Linked DNA regions of Homo sapiens: region 1 is linked to region 2. A link is a loop called in an ENCODE intact Hi-C map of the cell type or tissue named here. Cell type or tissue: heart right ventricle. All regions are shown on one strand. Links, peaks and the distances in the headings refer to the core of each region. The heading gives the core; the rest is flanking DNA.

What was found. A loop is a pair of places that touch in the nucleus more often than their neighbours do. Peaks named below come from ENCODE experiments on the same cell type or tissue, not always from the same donor. Only the 100,000 strongest peaks of a DNase experiment are listed, where the experiment ranks them.
Region 1: it touches region 2 in a loop (2.0-fold over the local background); 5 of 110 quality-filtered maps call a loop at or near these places.

The regions. Positions count from the first base shown.
Region 1 is chr16:86,850,015-86,859,658 of GRCh38, forward strand. No RefSeq gene overlaps it. Among named protein-coding and RNA genes, the nearest start is that of LINC02188, 130 kb to the left of the region's middle. RefSeq lists an enhancer at 348-848. In heart right ventricle, for the core only: no CTCF peak of the experiment used is centred there; no DNase peak of the experiment used is centred there; H3K27me3 peaks cover 241 bases.
Region 2 is chr16:87,050,472-87,060,115 of GRCh38, forward strand. It overlaps LINC02181 (long intergenic non-protein coding RNA 2181), which reads left to right and starts at 7,313. Exons shown (of 3, transcript NR_126008.1): 1 at 7,313-9,644. In heart right ventricle, for the core only: CTCF peaks have their summits at 2,597, 5,829 and 6,882 (motif pointing left); no DNase peak of the experiment used is centred there; H3K27ac peaks cover 504 bases; H3K27me3 peaks cover 1,836 bases.

The DNA.
Region 1 (9,644 bases), core at 998-8,997, 200 kb before region 2:
GGAGTTTGAGAACCGCTGCTCTAAGACCTTGTCTCTCAGAGTGTGACCCACTCACCGCCACACCAGAAACACACAGGATGTTGTTAAAATGCAGATTCCCAAACCCCTTTCCAGATGGACTGGCGTGGAACCTTGGAGTTGCGGGGGGGGAGGTAGCATTTTATAGAAAGCTCCCCAGAGATTGTTAACCTTATGGAGACTGGATAACTAGTGCTCTAATCTAATGACAATGCTGATAAATACTATGTGCCCAACCCCTCCCCTCTCAAAGCCAGGACTTGGGTGATTAGGGCCTGGCTGCTCATCACACACTCATTCTTGGGGGTCTCCTGGGCCTTCCGTCTTTTGGGCCTCTTGGAATGCAGTTATGGTTGCCCATGACCCTGTTTCAAAGACTCTTTGGTCTGGTCAATGTCCACCCTCCACTGACACTCAGGAGCAGAGGAGCCCTGGAGCTCCCCCAACCCTCATTCTCCTTGCCAGTGTCTCCCCTGCGCCATCCCGCCTCAGAAAGGGACCTTGGAAAGTCATCTTCCTCCTGGGACGCCCGGCCCATCATCACCAACAGACAGCATAGACAACAGAGTTGCCACTTGAGACTCTGCGTCAACTTCTAGCTCTACCTCTGGGGCCAGAGAACTGCCAAGTCTTCTAACCAACATACATTTGGTGATCAGAAAACACCCTGTGGTGAGAGGGGGTGGGGATCAGCAGCACAGAGGGACCTCAACTTGTGCACATTTAAGCAAACACATGAGCTTTCCAGCTGCTGAGCCGGCAGTGTGATCACGCCCCATTCCACTTTTCTTCCATCAGCAAAACAATGCCAGGCCTGAAGGGAAATGGAGAGCTGTCCTGCCCAGGACGACAGCAGCCCCTGCTCAGTTTCCTGTTGTTCTCGCGATGGCGACCGCAGCCAAGTGGCCCCTTCGGATGCTCTGGGGGAAGCTTGCTTTGGGCTCCGCCAACTGCCTGAAAAGCACTCGCTCCGTATGGCACCTGCAGAGCCTTGTCATCGGAGAATTTTCTTTGGCCTCAGCCTTAGTGGGTGGGTCAGCATCTGCCTGTGGGGAAGAAGAATTTATTTTCTAAATTCTAGATTTACGAAAGAAAACATTTTGCCTTCAAAGCCACTGGTGAGCCCTATTGGGTACAGGGTGTGTTGAATTTCATCCACGTCTTACCATCTCAGGACCAAAAGAGAGGACCAAAGTTGTAAAAATAACCACATCACAGGCTGGAAAAGCCCATAAGAGAGAAACAAGGTCAGTGGTTTTTGAACTCGGTTCCAAGAAACCTAAAGGTGCCTCAAAAAGCGCATGGGGAGAGGGGACTGTGGGGTCTACTGAATATTAGCAGGGTGACTTTGGACAAATGAATTCCCTTCTGGAAACCTCACTTTCCTCATCTGTGAAATGGAGGTCATGTGCCTACCTTCCCTATGTCATAGAGTTATTGAGAGGATGAAATGGGACAGTTCTAGGCACCTGGTGACAGCTCGATGCACTTGGACCTAGTTTCAACCTGCAGGATGATTTGGCGGAAAGGACAAAGGGCATTTCAGGACAAAGGCTGGCAAAGCAAAGGCCAGCTGGCAGGTGTGTGTGCCATGTGTGGGGAAGGAGGAGCCGACCCCAAGTGGCTGGGCAGGGGGTGCTCCTTAGCTTCCAAGTGCTGGCCTCTCTCACTGACCCCCTCAGCTAAGCCTCCGTTCCAGGACACACGGACTTCTCTTTCCATCTGCCTCAGGGCATTTCCTTCCTGGACCCAAACTGATCAGAGACAGACAATGAGCTTCTTTATAACATCTTCCACAATTTAGGGTGAGGACATATAGAAAAGAAGTGGTCTTGCTGCTGGAAATGTTCGCAAACCCTTGTGACTACAGATTAACTTACTTCATTAGTTCTAGTAATGGTCATGGTAATAAAAAAGAAAAAACTTATCACCATTATCATCATCATTACTGCCAACATCGTCATCATCACCATCATCATCACCACCATCATCACCACCATAACCATCATCACTGTCACCATCACTATCACCATCACCATCATCATCACCATCACCATCATCACCATCATCACCATCACCATCATCACCACCATCACTGTCACCATCACTATCACCATCACCATCATCACCACCATCACTGTCACCATCACTATCACTATCACCATCATCACCACCATCACCATCATCACCACCATGATCACCACCATCAACATCATCACTGTCACCATCACTATCACCATCACCATCATCACCACCATCACCATCACCATCATCATCACCATCACCATCATCACTGTCACCATCACTATCACATCACCATCATCACCAACATCACCATCACCATCATCACCATCACCATCATCAACATCATCACCATCATCATTACCGTCATCACCATCATCATCATAACCATCATCACCATCACCATCACCATCACCATCAACACCATCACCATCACTATCGTCATCACCATCACCAACATCATCATCACTGCCAAGGAGAAGCAAGGCCATTGGATGGTTGTGGACAGTAATTTCCCCAAATAGATTTAGTGAGCAGGATACAGACTGCTAACACCAACATGGGTTGAGTCAGGCTAGTGATGTGTCACAGAATGAGACAGTGAAAGCCCCTGCCCTCAGGCAGCTAATGTTTCCAGGGGAGGAAGGAACTTGATCCATGCGCATTAGCTTGGTACTTTCACTGTGGGGCCAGTGGAAGTGAAGGGATGAAGTTGGAAGATAGAAGCTTGGCATTGTTTTGGCTTCAGCATCTCCAAGAATCGCAGATGAGCTTGATCTCACTGACTTCCAGCACTGGGATGACAGCCTGTGTTCAGAAGAAATGTGAAGCTGCCTTCAGACTGTGTGCTTGAGACTTGCCTGACCTGGGCCTGGAGAAAGGAAGCGTAGCCAGAGTGTAGATGGAGGTCCCAACTCTAACCCACCCCCAGAGCTCACAATATTTGCAAAATTATTTCAAAAATCTTTGTGTAAAAGCTCACACCTATAATCCCAGCACTTTGGGAGGCCGAGGCGGGCAGATCACGAGGTCAACAGATCGAGACCATCCTGGCCAACATGGTGAAACCCCGTCTCTATTAAAAATACAAAAATTACCTGGTCATGGTGGCACGCACCTGTAGTCCCAGCTACTTGGGACGTTGAGGCAGGAGAATCGCTTGAACCCAGGAGGCAGAGGTTGCAGTGAGCCAAGATCGCGCCACTGCATTCCAGCCTGGTGACAGAGCGAGACTCCATCTCAAAAAATAAAAAATAAACTTAAAAAATTAACTGAAATGTTAAGTATTGAACAAGGTGCATATCACACAATCCTATAGGGAGAGGAAGAGGTAGGATGTTGTCAGGCACTAAAAATGTCCTGCAGGCCCTCCTAACACATCACGATTTTCCAAAGGGTGGACCCACTGGACTGATTAGAGACAGGAAGAGGCATGGGGGTGGCAAATGTATATGTTCCATTTCTAGAATTCAGAGGCCAGTTTCCTTGTTTAGGGGGGCAAAAGTGTTTAAAATAGATAAATCACAAAGGAAAAATGAAAATTGTTCAATTTTGTTGTCAAGGTTACAACTCCCGCAGCATTAAAGCTGCAAGGCTTTGGCCAGGCTCAGTGGCTCACGCCTGTAATCCCAACATAAATGTTGGGAGGCTGAGGCGAGAGAATCACTTGAGCCCAGGAGTTTGAGACCAGCCTGGGCAACATAGTGAGACCCTGTCTGCTCAAAAAAATTTTTTTTAATTAGCTAGACATGGTGATACACACCAGAGCCTGAGGCAGGAGGATTGCTCGAGCCAAAGAGGTCAAGGCAGCAGTGAGCTATGATGGCACCTCTGCACTCTAGCCTGGAAGAGAGAGCGAGGCCCTGCCTCAAAACACACAAACAAACAAACAAACAAACAAAAACAGAAGAAGAAGAAGAAAAAAGTTGCAAGGCTTTGCTACAGAAATTTTCCTGGTGCTTCATGGAGCCTGTTTGGAGTTTCTGACTGCTGCCATTATGCTAATCACCACCACCGCCATCATCATCTTCCTCACCATCATTATCATCTTCATCTTCATCATCACTGTAATCATCACCATCATCATCAGGATCACGGGTGTCATCCTTATAATTACTGTGACTCATGTCAACAAGCAGCCCAGAGTGATTCTGTGGTTCTGAAGCTGCCGGGTGCAGGCCGGCAGCAGCAGACTCTTCTGGGAGGAGCTTCCTAAGACTTGGACGCTTTTCTCTTCAGCTCCTCTTTACACAATTATGGGTAACCAGGAGCCCAGCATTTTATGCACCAGCTGTAGCGTCACCTCTGTCCCCCAGTTTTACCCAGAGCCTGACCTCACAAGTCAATTACAGCTGTTTTCATTGTGCTCATCAGCTTCCAGCATCCACCCTGGCCTGGCTTTCAACAGAGGGTGGATTCCCATGAACTCTATTCTTTATGACCAGCTGGTTCCGATTAGAGATGAACCAATAAAGCCGGGAGTAATATAGTCGCAGCGTGTTCCTGAACGTAGCACTTCTCCACCATGTGCTTTCATTTACCAGCTGACCAATAAAACCTAGCCTTTCAACAAGGTGGATTTCATAGCTCACATATTTTGCTCATTTTGGTATATGCAGCTTTTTAGAGACTGAAAAAACAGGGGGGATGACATAGGCTTGGTGAGTGCGTAAGTGTGTGAGCTTTGTGGGGGTGTGAGAATGTGTGTGTGCGAATATGTGAGAGTATGTGCATGTGTGTGAATATGTGAGTATTTGTAAAAGTGTATGAGTGTGAGAGTGTGTGATGTATTAGGTCAGACGAAGCGTCTCTCTGACAGGCAGTAAGCATTGACTTCAGAGCATCTAAGATTTCTATACAAATGCTCCTTGTCAGCACCCTTGGTTAAAAGGATTATGAACATAAGAAGAAATATACAATATGGCATTTTCCTCCCTCATTTTTATGAGAATGAGAACTATTCCTTTCCTTTCTAAATATTTACTTTCCACCTGTTTTTTCGTTTCCCTTTAAAGATGGCCATGACTCATGAGTTTCTCTTGCCTTTGTGCTGGATGGAATTGTTGACTATGAAAACGGCAGTCACGTTTTAAGTAAGGAAAGTCCCACATTGTAGCTTTGTGGCCTGGGAGAAATTCTGTAGGAGTTCCAAAAAGAAGGAAGACAACCTTCCTATTAGGCCAGCCTGTCAAAAGAGGGCACTGTATTTTTTTAAGGTAGTTCAAAGGTGAGTAGAAAAAAATCCTTGGAAAACAGGCAGGAGTTTATCACAACCCTGCAGGGTACAAAGGTGCAGACTTGGTGCTTCTGTCTCCGGCTTGGTTCCTCAGTTAATTTCTTCCTCTCCCACATGGAGAGCTTGCATTGGGTGCAAACACCAGGCAGACAGAGGCAGCAAAAGTTCATCTTAAACAAGAAAATGGCCAGACACTGTGGCTCAGGCCTGTAATCCCAGCACTTTGGAAGGCTGAGGCGGGCGGATCACAAAGTCAGGAGTTCGAGACTAACCTGGCCAGACGGCGAAACCCCGTCTCTCTGAAAATACAAAACTTAGCCAGGCACAGTGGCAGGCCTCTGTAATCCCAGCTACTCGGAAGGCTGAGGCAGGAGAATTGCTTGAACCTGGGAGGCAGTGGTTGCAGTGAGCTGAGATCGCGCCACTGCACTCTAGCCTGGGTGACAGAGTGAGACTCTGTCTCAAAAAAAAAAAGACAAAAACAAAAACAAAAAACAAAACAAAACAAATAAAACACACATACATGAAAATGGTTTGAGAACAGGAGCACTAGGATGCTTCAGGTACCACTCAGCAGCCCAACTCCATCTAGATCAGGAGATGGGTGATGGGAGGGATGGTCCCTGCCAATCTCTGGTGCTGTGGCTCCTTGCCTCTGTGGTTCTGCACCACAGGTCTGGCTTGCTCCCCGATGATGCTGTTCACAGCTGAATCCCCACCTAAGCGCTGTGGCTGGCATTCAGCTGGTGCGCAATAAATGTGTGTGCCTGAATGTGTCATCAGGGAACGTGTGAGGAGGGTCCTGGGGAGGCTTGCTGAAGGAGGCAGGTTTGAGCCTGGTGGCGTGGATTCCGTTCAGGAGAGAAAAGATGGTTTTAGATGAGACTTGGAATTGAGTATTGGAATCACAAAAACAGAAGAGTGGAGACCACCAGCCTGGTCTCCTGCAAAGCAACTGGCAGGGTGCCTTTAAGAGCAGGAGCACTATAAACCATAATTTACCATTCATTCATTCATTCATTCATTCATTCATTCAGGAAATGAGGCCACAATGGTGAGTGACATCCATCCCTGCCCTCCTGGAACTCACCTTCCAGGTGGGAAAGACAGAAAATCAACAGACAAGACTGTGAGATTGTGGCCAGTGCTTGATGAAACAGAGCACTGCTGGGGTGATCAGAGAAGGCTCTTCTCAAAAATTCACGATGGAGTTAAAACTGAAGGGAAAAATGAAGGATCGCCATCCCCATGGAAGAGACAAGAACAGCATTCTGGGGAGAGGCAGCAGTGTGTGCGGAGGCCCAAGGTGGGCTCTACTGGCCATGCCCACAGATCAGAGAGGAGCTTGAGTGGTTGGAGGTCAGTGAGGTGAGACTCTAGCACTGGTTTCTCAGCCTAGGCTATGCACTAGAAATCCAGCAATCCAGGCTGCACCCCCAGAAAGCAGAATCTGGAGGCAGGACTGAGGGGGTCAATGTTTTTTCAAGGGCTGCCAGGGATGCCCATGGGCTGCCAGGGTTGAGCACCCCAGTGCCAGGCCGGGAGCAGGTGAAGTATGTTAGAACAGGAGAACGGTGAGCTGGATTGGACACAGATGGTGTCTGTGGAGACAGACAGAAATGGTGGCATCAAGGGAAGAAAGTCTGGGCAGATGCTCCAATGCTGAGAAACCAAAGGGATGGGCGGGGGACTGCGGAAGGCTGCCCTACAGAGGGGTATTACTTGGGGTCTGAGGATGTGTAGGATTTAGACAGTTAAAGGGAGGGGAAGGACAGGAATGGTCTGGATGAGCACTGCATCCAGAGGCACAGATGAAACTGGACACTTAAGGCAGACATAGGAAGCTCGGGTGGCCAAGGGGAGGGGACCCAGGAGGGGACACCCTGCGGCCAGATTGTGCAGTGCTGCAGGCTCACTGGAAACTGTCGAGTTTTCTTCTAGGGACTGTCCGCAAACCCAAGACGAGCACTGAGTGCCAGGAGTTTATTTGGGTGGATCCCAAGAAGCTTAGTAGCAGCGTGAGGACGTGTGACAGGGAAGGGAAGGAAGCCACGGTGGGGAGTGCTGACAGTCAGGCTTCCCTAGGGACACCTGGACTCGGACCCATCAGAGGCTTCCTGGAGACAGTGGGGAGCACCCCTCAGGTGGTCTGCATGAGCGGTGAGGGAGCTGGGGTATTGATCCTTCAACCCAAGCTGGCGGAGGCTATTCCTGGGCCATCCACCCTACAGCAACTCTTTCTGCCCCTGCGTGGGTTGAGCGTGCTCCCTCAGCCAGAGACACCCATGGGATGGGGCCACTGGTGCTGGCAGCAAGAAGCCACCTGCAAATGGACTGAGGCCCGCAGCTGTGATACTAGCCTGGCTGCATGTTAGAGTCACTTGGTGACCTTAAAAAAAATAACAATAAAAGCATATTAGAGTCACTCGAAGAATTTTTTGAAGAATCAAAGCACACATGCACACACACACACACACCAAACACATATCACGTTCATACATCACATACACACAAATCACACACACACATAAACACACATGGACACATACCACACACATCACACACATCACACACATCACATACACACATCACACACTACACACAAATCACACACACATACACACACATCACACACACACACATACACACCACACATATCACACATACACCATACACACATCACACACACATAAACACACACCACCCACACATCACATACCACACACATACACACACCACAAACCACACACACATAAACACCACATACACACACAACACACCACACACATACGCACACACATACACATACACCTGGAGGTTCAGGTTGGCCTGCGAGGCCCAGGCTCAGTATTTTTATGAGTATTCCAAGTGATTTCCAGGTAAAACCAGACAGAGATCCCCTGCCTAAGTAACAGGGAGTATTATAAGGGTTGTAGGCATGAGAGCCAACTTGACCTGAAATCTGTGTCCCAAAACTGTGCTCAGGCTCTTGATCTGGGGTGGTTATGGGTGCTGGGCAGAGGTAGCCCTGCCTGGGGAAATCAGCAGGCACTTTTCTTGGCTTGAACGTGATTGTCCGCTAAAATTTAATAACCCAGGCTTTTTCTCCGTTTCTCTTAAAGTGAGTAAGTTTTTGCTGGCATGCAAGGAAAGAAAAACAATCAAGTACAAATATTCCTCACTTGGAACTTTTCAAAAGAGACAACGTGTAGAGGAAATGTCCAGTTGCTTCCTTTTGCAGAGGGTCACTGCAGCCGCGTGAACTCCTGCCTCTGAACTCATCACACAACGTCCCTCCTCACTGCAGCCGCGTGAACTCCTGCCTCTAAACTGGTCACACAACGTCCCTCCTTAGCCCAGCGGCTGCATTGTCACTTTTCGGTAGGAGAGTGGAAATCAGGTCAACCTTCCCATTAGGCCAGCCTGTCAAAAGAGAACACTTTATTGTTTCAAGGTAGTTCAAAGGTGGATGGAAAAAAATCCCTGGAAAAACAGACAGGCGTGCATTGCAGCTCTGCACAGTACAAAGGTGGACACTCGGTGCTTCTGCCTCAGGCTTGGTTCCTGGGTCAATTTCTTCCTCTCCCACATGGAGGGTCCTCATTGGGTGCAAACACCAGCTAAACGGAGCCAGGAAAATATCACCCACAAAGGGAGTGGGCGGCCTTGCCCATCATCCGGTGGAATGGCTTCCTTGGAGGAGGCATGTTTTCTATGTCTGCATGAGGAGTGTTTTAATTTCTTCCCGTTGCTAGCAGGACAGCGTCATCCATGTGGCTAGGGGTGGGCTTTGGGCTTTTCTTTTTTCTTTTCTTTTTTTTTTTTTTTTTTCCGATACAGGGTCTCACTCCAGTTGCCCAGGCTGGAGTGCAGCGGCACCATCTCACCTCACTGTAGCCTCAAACTCCCGGCCTCAGGTGATTCTCCCAGCTCAGCCTCTCGAGTAGCTGGGAATACAGGAGCATGCCACCACAGCCGGCTAATTTTTTGTGTTTTTAGTAGAGACAGAGAGGCAGTTTGCTATGTTGCCCAGACTGATCTCAAACTCCTGGGCTCAAGTGACCCGCTTGCCTAGGCCTCCCAAATTGCTAGGATTACAGGCATAAGCCACCACACCTGGCCCTAGAGGTAGGCTTTCCAACTTTCTGGTGAATACCATCATTTAACGTTCACCTGCCATGTGTCAGGTAAGAAGTGACACTGGGGACTCAGCCTTGACTGTCTCATGCAGGAGGATCGGGGAACTCTTTCTGAGGAAGGTGGTGCTTTGGCTGATGCATTCCACACTTTTCTGGTTTTATTCTCTTGATGGCAAACGCTCACAAAATAGAGATGAGCAAAAGCACCATAAGAATCTCTCAAAATTATG
Region 2 (9,644 bases), core at 1,011-9,010:
ACAACCAGTCGTTTGTTTCCTTCCTTTCTCGTTCTCCCCAGAGTGTGAGCTCCTGAGCAGGGGCTGAGTATATTCATCTCCCTGTCCCCATTGCCCAGGCTGGGCAGGCGCCATCTGTGTTTGAATAAATGAATCATTCTAGTTCCATCCCTCAATAAGCCTTTATCTGCAGACCTCTCTTGGAGATCCTGAGCCCTACTGGTCCGTAAGTTAATATGAGGCCACATTTGTTACCCCGAAGAAGACACGCAAATGAAATGACTTACCTAACATCTTGCTCCAGCAAACCAGACAGAATGTCAAGCTGGTGACATTCAAAAGTTTTGGAAGCCCACAGGGGCCTTTTGGAAGAGAAGGTCAGCATGGAAAGGGGATGGTGATGTGGCTTAGGGGCAATCAGGCAAGTGACAGTGATGTGACTTCAGGTGATCAGGCAGCAGGAGCCTTGCAATGCACAGGCCTTCTCCTAACCCTTTTCTCTGCACAGGTTCCACGTGGCCCAATGAGGTAAGCGCTGTTACTGTGTCCACTTCACAGACAAGGAAGCTGAGCATCAGGGCCATTCAGCAATATGACCAAGACCCCACAGTGGTGGAGCCTGAATTCAACAGGAACAGAACGACCTAATGCACAGAAGCAGCCGCGTCTCAGGTGGAGGGGAGGAAGGAGCTCGGGTTGGGTCATGGAGGATGGGCTTGACTTGGGTTTCCAAAGTCAGTCCCCTTGTGTGTGTGTGTGTGTGTGTGTGTGTGTGTGTACATGTATGTTGGTGCATGTTCTGTGCATGTGAATGAATGTGTACAGTGTGTGTATATGCATGTCATGTAATGTGTGTGTGTGTACAGGGGAATTGTGTGTTGGTGAGCACATGTGTGTATATGTGTTCCTGTTGCAGAAAAACACCTCTCAGAAATACAGCATGAGGCCGTTCCTGCAGCCCCCACTCTTCCCATTTCATTGCACCCTTGCTTGGCAAAACACAAGCCAATCGGCATAAACCAGCTCTGCGCACGCGCCTCCTGCTTGGGATCAACAGAAACCTTGGGAGGAGAGAATATTCAGAGGCTGCCTATGACCAAGCAGAAAGTTCATCAAAGACAAGGACCCTGAGACTCTGAGGAGCTCCGCTAGGTTCCCTTCCAAACTGACTCTCAGAAAGCAGAGTAGGGAGCTAAACCAGAGCATGAGTGGGTGGACCGGTTCCCCGCCTGATCTAAGAACTTGCTGATGTCTGCAGTGGACCAAGGCTACCGCTCAGGTCCCTCCTCCAGAGCCCTGTCCTGCTGCCGTGTCTATAGTGGCTCAGATCTCTCCACGTCTGCCAGGGGGTCTTCTGCTAGTGAGGAATTCTGCCATGCCTGCTCCAGTTCTCCTACGTGTAAAAAAAGAAATAACTCTACCAACACCGATGTTCGCTAGCGACCAAGCAGAGCACTTCCTATGCCTCACCTCCCTGAATCCTCCTAAGGACTGATGGAGTAAGAGTCACAACATCCTCATTTTACACACTAGGAAACTGAGGGGCAGAAGGCAGATGATGTGCTTGGCTCAGAGCCTGATGAGGAGCTAGCATCTCCTGCACGAGAGCTGGCGGGATGGCCTGCGTTTGCAGCTCTTGCAGGCATCGTCTCTGTGGTCCAGCCTGATGCTAACTCAACAGATGCTGCCAGAAGGGGCCTGCTCATCCCATCTGACAGCAGTGTCTCCAATGGCCTCGCAGGGTCCTTCCTTGCCGCTGTATGTCTCCTTGTGGGATGCATGTTCGACTGTGCTGGTTCTTTCATCAACGTGCTGTATCCTGAGAAGACTCAACCCCCTCTCTTGCCCCAATGCCTTCAGCTCTGAGAACCCCACAGTTACTCAGTGATCTCCTTAAGGGCTCCTGGATACAGAGGACAGCAAAGAAATGGAGTCCCTTCTATTGCTGTCAATGTTTAAAATTTTCCAATGGAAATTGTGTTCATGCCTAAAACGAGGCCACCAAGTGTGCTCAAAACATTCAAGGTCTCTACTTTTAACTCCAACCCAATTAGCTCAGTTTGCTCTGTCTGGTTTTTGTGATTATCAGAAACCTTGCCAGGAGATTTCTGTCTTTGAATATCATCTGGACAATAAGCATTAATCCTTTCCTGAACACCCAGTGGATGCTTGGCTGTGTGCAGAGCACTCTGGGATTTCTCCCAACAATCACAGAAGGAAGATAACATCAGACCCAGTCAACAGAAGAGGAGACTGTGGTCTGAGAAGCTCCAAGAGGCGCAGTGACCGGGGATTGCAGTGAAGTTGGAACTTAGCCTGTTTCCAGAGCCTGGGCCAAACTGCCAGGCCAGTATTTTCCCAAATTTGCCACATCAGAAGAATCGCTGGAGGCCTGGTGTAAATTAAGAATCATGGGTCCTACCCCAGTTCGAATGTGCCTCGCCGAACCCCAGGACCTGAGAATCTGCATTTTAAACAAATATCACTGGAGGTAAGATTGAGACGCCCTGCCCACACTCCATTGTATAATTAGGTTAATTACCTGTTTCCATCCACTCACCACTGGGTCGGAGCACCTTTCAGAAGTTGGTATGGATGGGATGGGATGAGGGCGGAACCGGGCCTGCACAGCGCCTCCGAGGGCCATGTGGGGCACTGCGCCCCCCCTCCCCCCGCCCCCAGCCCTCCCCAGCTGGGAACCACCCACTGCCCCTGCACAAAGAATGGGCGGAAACAGGAGTTCACCCCGTGCCATTTCTCACTGGCCGTCGGCTGGGCCGGACCTACAGGGGCGATCATGGACTCAGAGCAGCTGAAAGGCCAGGGACACGGGAGCAGGAGGTGGCAGGATACCTGGTGCGGTGCCGAGGGGCCTGGGAAACAAAACACAGCCCCCCCAAGGCTGGCGGGGGACGGCCGGAGCAATCGCCTGCTGAAATCTGCAAGCTCATCACAGCGCTTGGAAAGCTCACCGGGGACGCGCAGCACAGGACACATCCTGCTCTGCAGAGATAAGAGGCAGTTCCCAGGTTCTCACCGCCGGCATCCCCCCGGGGAGCACACTGCTGGCGGCAAGCTTGGAGGACATGAGAAAGATGCCCAAAACAAACAGCCTGGCAGGGAAGCACCCGCCCGCCAGCAGGGGAGCTGCGCAGGCCCCTTCACCCTTCACCCACCTTGGGACAGGACCTTGTTGGGGAGGGGGCCCAGGGTCAGGGCAGGGGGACCCACACTGACCGGGGACCCTGGTCGCTGATTTTGCTCATCCCTGAAATCACTCCTCAGGCTGACTTTAGCTCCACCCTAACACATACTGGTTGCGGAGGCCTGGAAGAGTGGCCGCTTGTCTCTGTGCCTCAGTTTCCCCACCTGCTAAAAGGTGCTGCAGGTGGAAACTACCCCTCTGCATTCTTCCAGGCCTCGCTGTGATCATGTGGGTTTGGTTAACGGCTGGCGGCTGAGGACCCTGAGATGCTCTGAACTCTTCTGTATGATCCCATCTCACCTCACAGAGGCCTGCAAGCCTCACGCCCTTACCAGTACCATTTACCCCATGAGGAAACTGATGTATGCCAGGTTATGAAGCGTTTTCGAGCTAGGGAGAGCTTAACTTATGCACACATTCTCTCTAGTTCTCAAGTCAAAAAGGTGCTAGAACCCAGGTCAGCCCATTCCAAAGCCCATGGCCTCCCGCACAATTCCAGGGGTAGATATTAAAGTTCTGTTTTAGAACTCCCAGAGCGCCTATAAACTATATTCCACTAGAAAGCCATAAAGAAACACTTTGGAAGCCACCACTTCCTATTACGGGTGGCCTGTCCTCAAGGATTTGCTGAAATTAAGGATCTGGGAGGAGGCTGCACAGATTCCACGGATGTGCCTCCTTGAGTCACTGGCACACAACTTCTCCCTTGCTGCCTCCTGCCTATTGTATACCTTGCCAGCATCCCTTGCAGCTAGATGTGACCATGTGACCCATGGGATACAAACAGAGTCTGTTGGGACACTTCCGGGAAACCTTTTGTTTTCTTAATCAAAAGGCACAGCGCTAGTAACCTTCTCCTCTCTTCCCTCTGTGAATACAGATCTGATGTCTGGAGATCTAGCAGCCATGTTGAGGCCATGACAGAACAGACAATAGCAATGTGGTAGACATCATATTAGCCCCCCAAGAGATGTCCACATCCTAAACTCCAGAACCAGGACACTGGAGTTGCAGATGGAAGTAGGTTGCTAATCAGCTGACCTTAAAATAAAGAGATAGTCCTGGATTATCTGAGTGAGTCCAGTGTAAGCACAGGCTCCATAAAAGTGGAAAATAGAGCTGGAAGAGGAAGTCATAGAAGAAACGGATGCAGAGGGTGGAGGGATAGATGGGACCCTGCTGTCTTTGAAGACGAAGGAATGGGCCATGAGCCAAAGAATGAGGCAGCCTCTGGAAGCTGGAGAAGGCAAGGACTCGGCATGACATTCATGGAAACATTTTCCCAGGAAACACACTCAGGGACCCCTGATCTTACTGTCCCTTCCTTTGCCAGAAAAGGTTCCAGAGACATCCCAAATTCATCTTCAGACCCTGGCATCATCAGAGGGGTCTCCCCAGAAGGAACCAGCCCTTCCTACACCTTGATTTTAGCCCGGTGAGACCAGCACTGAACTTCTACACTACAGAGCCCTAAGATGATAAAAGCATGTGTGTTTTAAGCCACTGAGTTGATGGGCATTTGTTACAGCAGCCACGGGACACCACTACAAGCAGGAAGAAGGTGCCATCTCTGCCGCTGGTGAATAGCTGAGTAGATACCCGAGGCTGCCTTCCTCCGACATCCTTACTGCATGATAAGGACAAGCCTGCCCTTGTTTAAGCCATCTTAAGTTGGGTTATTGTGATTTGAAGCCCAGTGCATTCCTACTTGGCATCTGTGTCACCTGACGGGGACTTTACTTCAAAGTTCTTTTTTGAAGAATTTTTTTTTTATGGGAGAGAAACCACATTAGCAGCTAAATGAGTTGAACCCCCTAGGATGGTGCTGAGGTGTGAAGATGAATTTTGGAACCTTTTCTGGCAGAGAAAGGGAAAATAAGATCAGGGTTTCCTAAGAAAATATTTTCCTTCCATATAATGCCCTAACGGCCTTCAACATTCTAAGAAGAAAAATGGATTGTTAATTCAATGTTTACTGAATCATAAAGTAGACCTAAGACCAAAAAAAAAAAAAAATAGAAAAAGCTAATTGCAATAAACAAGAGAGTGGGTTTGTGTAGGCATCAGGGCTGCTCTATGGCAGATCAGGTGTCCGGGATAACAGGTGTGTTCATAGTCTGCCATGTCCTAGACTGGGTGAAATTGTTCTCCAGTTGAAATGGTTACATAGGATAAGTGTCCCTGGGCTCTGCCTTAACAGCAGGCCCTTTATCTTCAATATGACTTCATCAGTGCACAGTCCATTTTCAGGAACGTGACTTTACTGTGTTGTTATTTCTAAGCTGATTCCTGCCGACCAATTTTATTCCTTACTTTACAACGGAGTTTCCAGGAATGGGTTCTAGTGAGGTGTTGGGACTGCCTTTGCGCATTCATGGATGGATAAGTTAATCAAGGAGTTAGGAAGGCAAGGTCATTTGTCATGGGCCCACCTCCTACCTGTCAGACAGGACTTGGCCTCAGAAGCTCTGTGGGCATTTCATCCTGCTGCTCAGTGTGCTCTGATGCCCAGCTCTGCAGAAGAGAGAAGAAGGGCCAGCCAGGAGCCTGGCAAGTGAGCAGTGCTTAGTAACTACTCATGGTGCTCAGTAACTACTCATCATTGCAATGCTTTTCTCTCTCATGCTCACAGCACCCCTATGAGGGAGATCTGGGGAATTTTCCCCTACTGCAGACCGGGAATCCAAGGCTGAGAGGTTACAGGACTCAGACTGAGAAAGGGGCGCATTGTCCCACTGCCTTGTTGGTGCCTCCTGACAGGGAGGCATGAGGGCTGTGGCCGCCACGGCAGATACTGGCCTTGGCATCCACAGCCCTCATGCTGTCTCTGCAGGCCGGGCGCCATGTGACCACACTCCTCTCTCAGACCCCACAAGAGCCCCGTGGGGGGCCGTGTGCTGCCCACTCTCATGATGAGGAAGCCACGACCTGAGAGAAACTTAGCGTCTTGCCCCCGATGCTGCGATGCTTGGGGATGGGTGTAAACACAGGCGGCTGCCGGCACATCTGGGCTCTCCTTGTGACCTGTCAGGCCCGCCCGCTGCAATAGAGCCTCCTCTGTCCCCTCGGGGCTTAGAGAGGTGAGGCAAACGCTTTCAGCCAGAGGCAGTGAGAAGGGTTCCCTCCACGGCCAGCAGTCTGAGCTCAGATAACTGACTTGCAAAAAATCCCTGACCAACCGGGAGCCTGAGAGGTGTGGGCCGGGTAGGGCGGGAGGAGGGGGAGGAAGCCCTGGGTACCCCAGGGCGCAACATGGCAGGGCCACACTGGAGGATGAGATCAGGCCTCCCAGGCCTCCCAGGCCCCCACCTGCGATGACTCCCCCGCATCGCCCATCGCGGCTGGGATTCTGGAGCCAGGCAGGGGTTCTGTGGTCTGAGTCCCTCTGCCTGTGTGACTCTGGGAAAATCACCAGACCTTCCTGAGCCTGGATTTCCTTCCGTGTGGAAAGATAATCATCAACGACCCGCGCCTATTTCAAGGAGACTCTTGGCCCAAAAATCCCGATTCCTCTAATTCCTCCTGATTTTTCTAAGTCGTGAACACATTAATTTATTGTCTTTCTAATGAGGCAGTGAGTGAAATATTCCGAATATTAAACAAGAAATACCTTTTCGGAAGGGTTTTTGTGAAGCCCTTTAATGGAGGGAGCATGGAGCCACCGTCAGACCTGATCTTCACGGATTTCGGGGCCCTCTGCTGGTTGCCTACACATCCACCCCCTCCCTAAACCTTCCTCGTTGACACGATTCTCGTTTCATTTGGCTTCAAAATGAGTTCCAACAACAACAAAATGCAATTTCCCAGACTCCTTTGCAGCGGAGAGTGGTCACATGACCCCATTCAGCCCAATGAGACGGGAGCCAGCGGGCCCAGAGAGGGCGTCCCTTCCAGGGACACTGCATTTCGGATTTGTGCTTTATCCTCCTCCTAGACGGGCTGAGAGTCCACAGGTGCGGCATTCACCTTGTCTCCTGAGGCCACAGGCATGGCGGCCAGGAGAGGAGGAGGGGGCTTCCCGCCCCGCATGGCCGCAGGCCGTCTCCATGGCAACAACCTCCCAGGCCCAGGGGTTCCGCAGCCTCCGCCAATCTGAGATGATTGACAGCAATGCCATCCAATTACAACATTTCCTCTCTCCTTGGGGACACCGAAAAGCAGACCACCCGGGCATACTAAGGTCAAGATGTCGTTGATCGGTTTCTTTGTTTTATTGTATTACTTGTTTTATTTACCTATTTACTTTCTTGGTAAAACCAGCCTGCCGGCTTGCTCAGGACATGAACTATGACGTCCCTGGAGATGGTCTCTTGGGAGAGGAGCCCCCCAGGCCAGCGAATCCCGCTCACCTGGGGATTAACGAGCAGGCCCGGCCATTTCCCAGGGCCACCGGTGCTCCCTGATCTCAGTGTCTCCGTCTGTAAAATGGGTATAACCAGAGCCAGCCTGTGTGGCCCTGGGGAAAGCGGCACTGAGGACAGACCAGGTGTCCAGCAGGGTCCTGCCCCGACTCCCACGCCCCCCTCGCCGGCCCCCTCGCCGCGGTCTTGCACCCTCCACTCCCCGTGCCTGCAAAGCCTCTGCCCCGTCCCTACACCAGGCTAATCCTTTGCACCTCAGCTCAGAGGCCCCGTCTCCAAAGCCTTCCCTGAAACTTCCTCCTTGAGACACCCACCATCCCCACCAAGCCTGCCACACCCAGGCCTGCTATCGCCCGTGCGGTGTCGTCCTTCTGATAAGCTGTGGAGGGGTAAGGGTCGCCCTGGTCTCTTGTTCATAGCCTTAAACCTAGAGCCACTCAAGTGCCGGGCACATAGCAGGTGCTCAATAAATACTCCTTGCTGATTGAACGGCAACCAGCTGCAAGAGTGAATGCATGGATGCCGCTCGTGGGCCTGGGTTTGGAGATCTTAGAAACAAAGCTTCCTTTTGCCACACTCATGCCTTCTTCTATCACACTCATGCCTTCTTCTACCACAATGTCACACCCTTACATCTTGTATCCGTAGGGAAATGTGGCCAGGGGCGTTTTACCAAGTTGGTCTGGGATGACGTGAGTTAACCCTCACACTCCACAGTCAGAGAGATGGGTAACCCAGGTGACCCAGCGCTAAGTGACAAATATGCTCTCGGATAGAACAGCCCAGAAAGGGCAAGAGGGAGAGTTGGAACACTCAGATAATTACCCTTCAGCGACGCAGTGCACTTAAGTGGTGAAAGGAGATTCACTGGTTGGAAAAACACTCCAGGGCGAAGGGCCAGCGTGTGCAAAAGCACCGAAGCATGACCGAGCGCGGGCATTCCCGCCAGCCACCAGTGGGCCACGCATCCCAACATGTGAGTGCCGCAAGGATACAAGTGCCTAATGTGAACCTCCAAGTGGACGATCATTCAGTACTGACTTTGGGCCTGGCCCCCTTTCCTCATGCAAGCCTTCCAGGCAGGAACTAAGAGTGAGCCATCCTCTACAGAAGAGAAAAGCAAGACACAGCAAGCTGAGAAACTTACCAGGGTCACCCAGTTGGTTGGAGTCAGAGATGTGTTACGGGCAGCAGCTCCTCTGCCCGCTTACGTCTGGGCTTTGGGGGCTGGCCCAGAGATAGTCATAATGCAGCCCTTTATTCAGCACTTGCTATGGGCCAAGTCCTTCATTCACAAGCTCAAGTCTTCCCAACCCAGAAAGAAAGATGGTTAGTTCCATTTCATGTAGGAGGAAACTGTCGAGGCTCAGAAAATTTAAGGAATTTACCGGTCATCAGTAAACGAGAGTAAAGGCCTGTGTGAACCCAAATCTGCCCTCCTCTGAAACTCTCGCTGCAGACATCGCACCCCACTGTTTTTCAATTTCATCTTCTTATTTATTCACTCAACCAATATTTATTTACCAAAGCACTATGAGGCCCAGTTAAGAATGTGTGGTCCTCGATCTGACAGCCTGGATTCAAATCCCTGTTGCCCCACAACTCTCCACACTAGCTGTGTGGCCTTGCAAATTTCACTCAACCTCTCAGGGACTCAGTTTCCTTGATTGTCAAATGGGAGTAATGACATTTCCTACCTCATTGACTTGTTGGGAGGTAGCATTGAGTTATCCCATGCCGCACCCGCTCCCTTGTAAACTCTGGATAATTACCGAGCTTTCTTATAAGTGCAGCTCATGGATCACTCAAGGCACTGGGAATATAGCAATCACAACAAAGATTCTAGTCATGGGAGATGGTCACCTAACAAATTAAAAACTAAGGCATTTGTTAAAGGACTGAATGACCAAGATTAGCGTTCCAAGGAAAAGTATGGCGCTCTGGAGTGGTCAGGAGAGCCTCTGTCACTGAGTAGCAGTGTGGCCCTGTCCAAGCTCCTGGCCTGGCTAGGCCTCATGCCCATGTCTGCATGGCAAGTGCCTGGAACCGGATGGCCATGGCAGCTTTTGCTCTGTGAAAGCCCAACTGCTCCCCTGGAC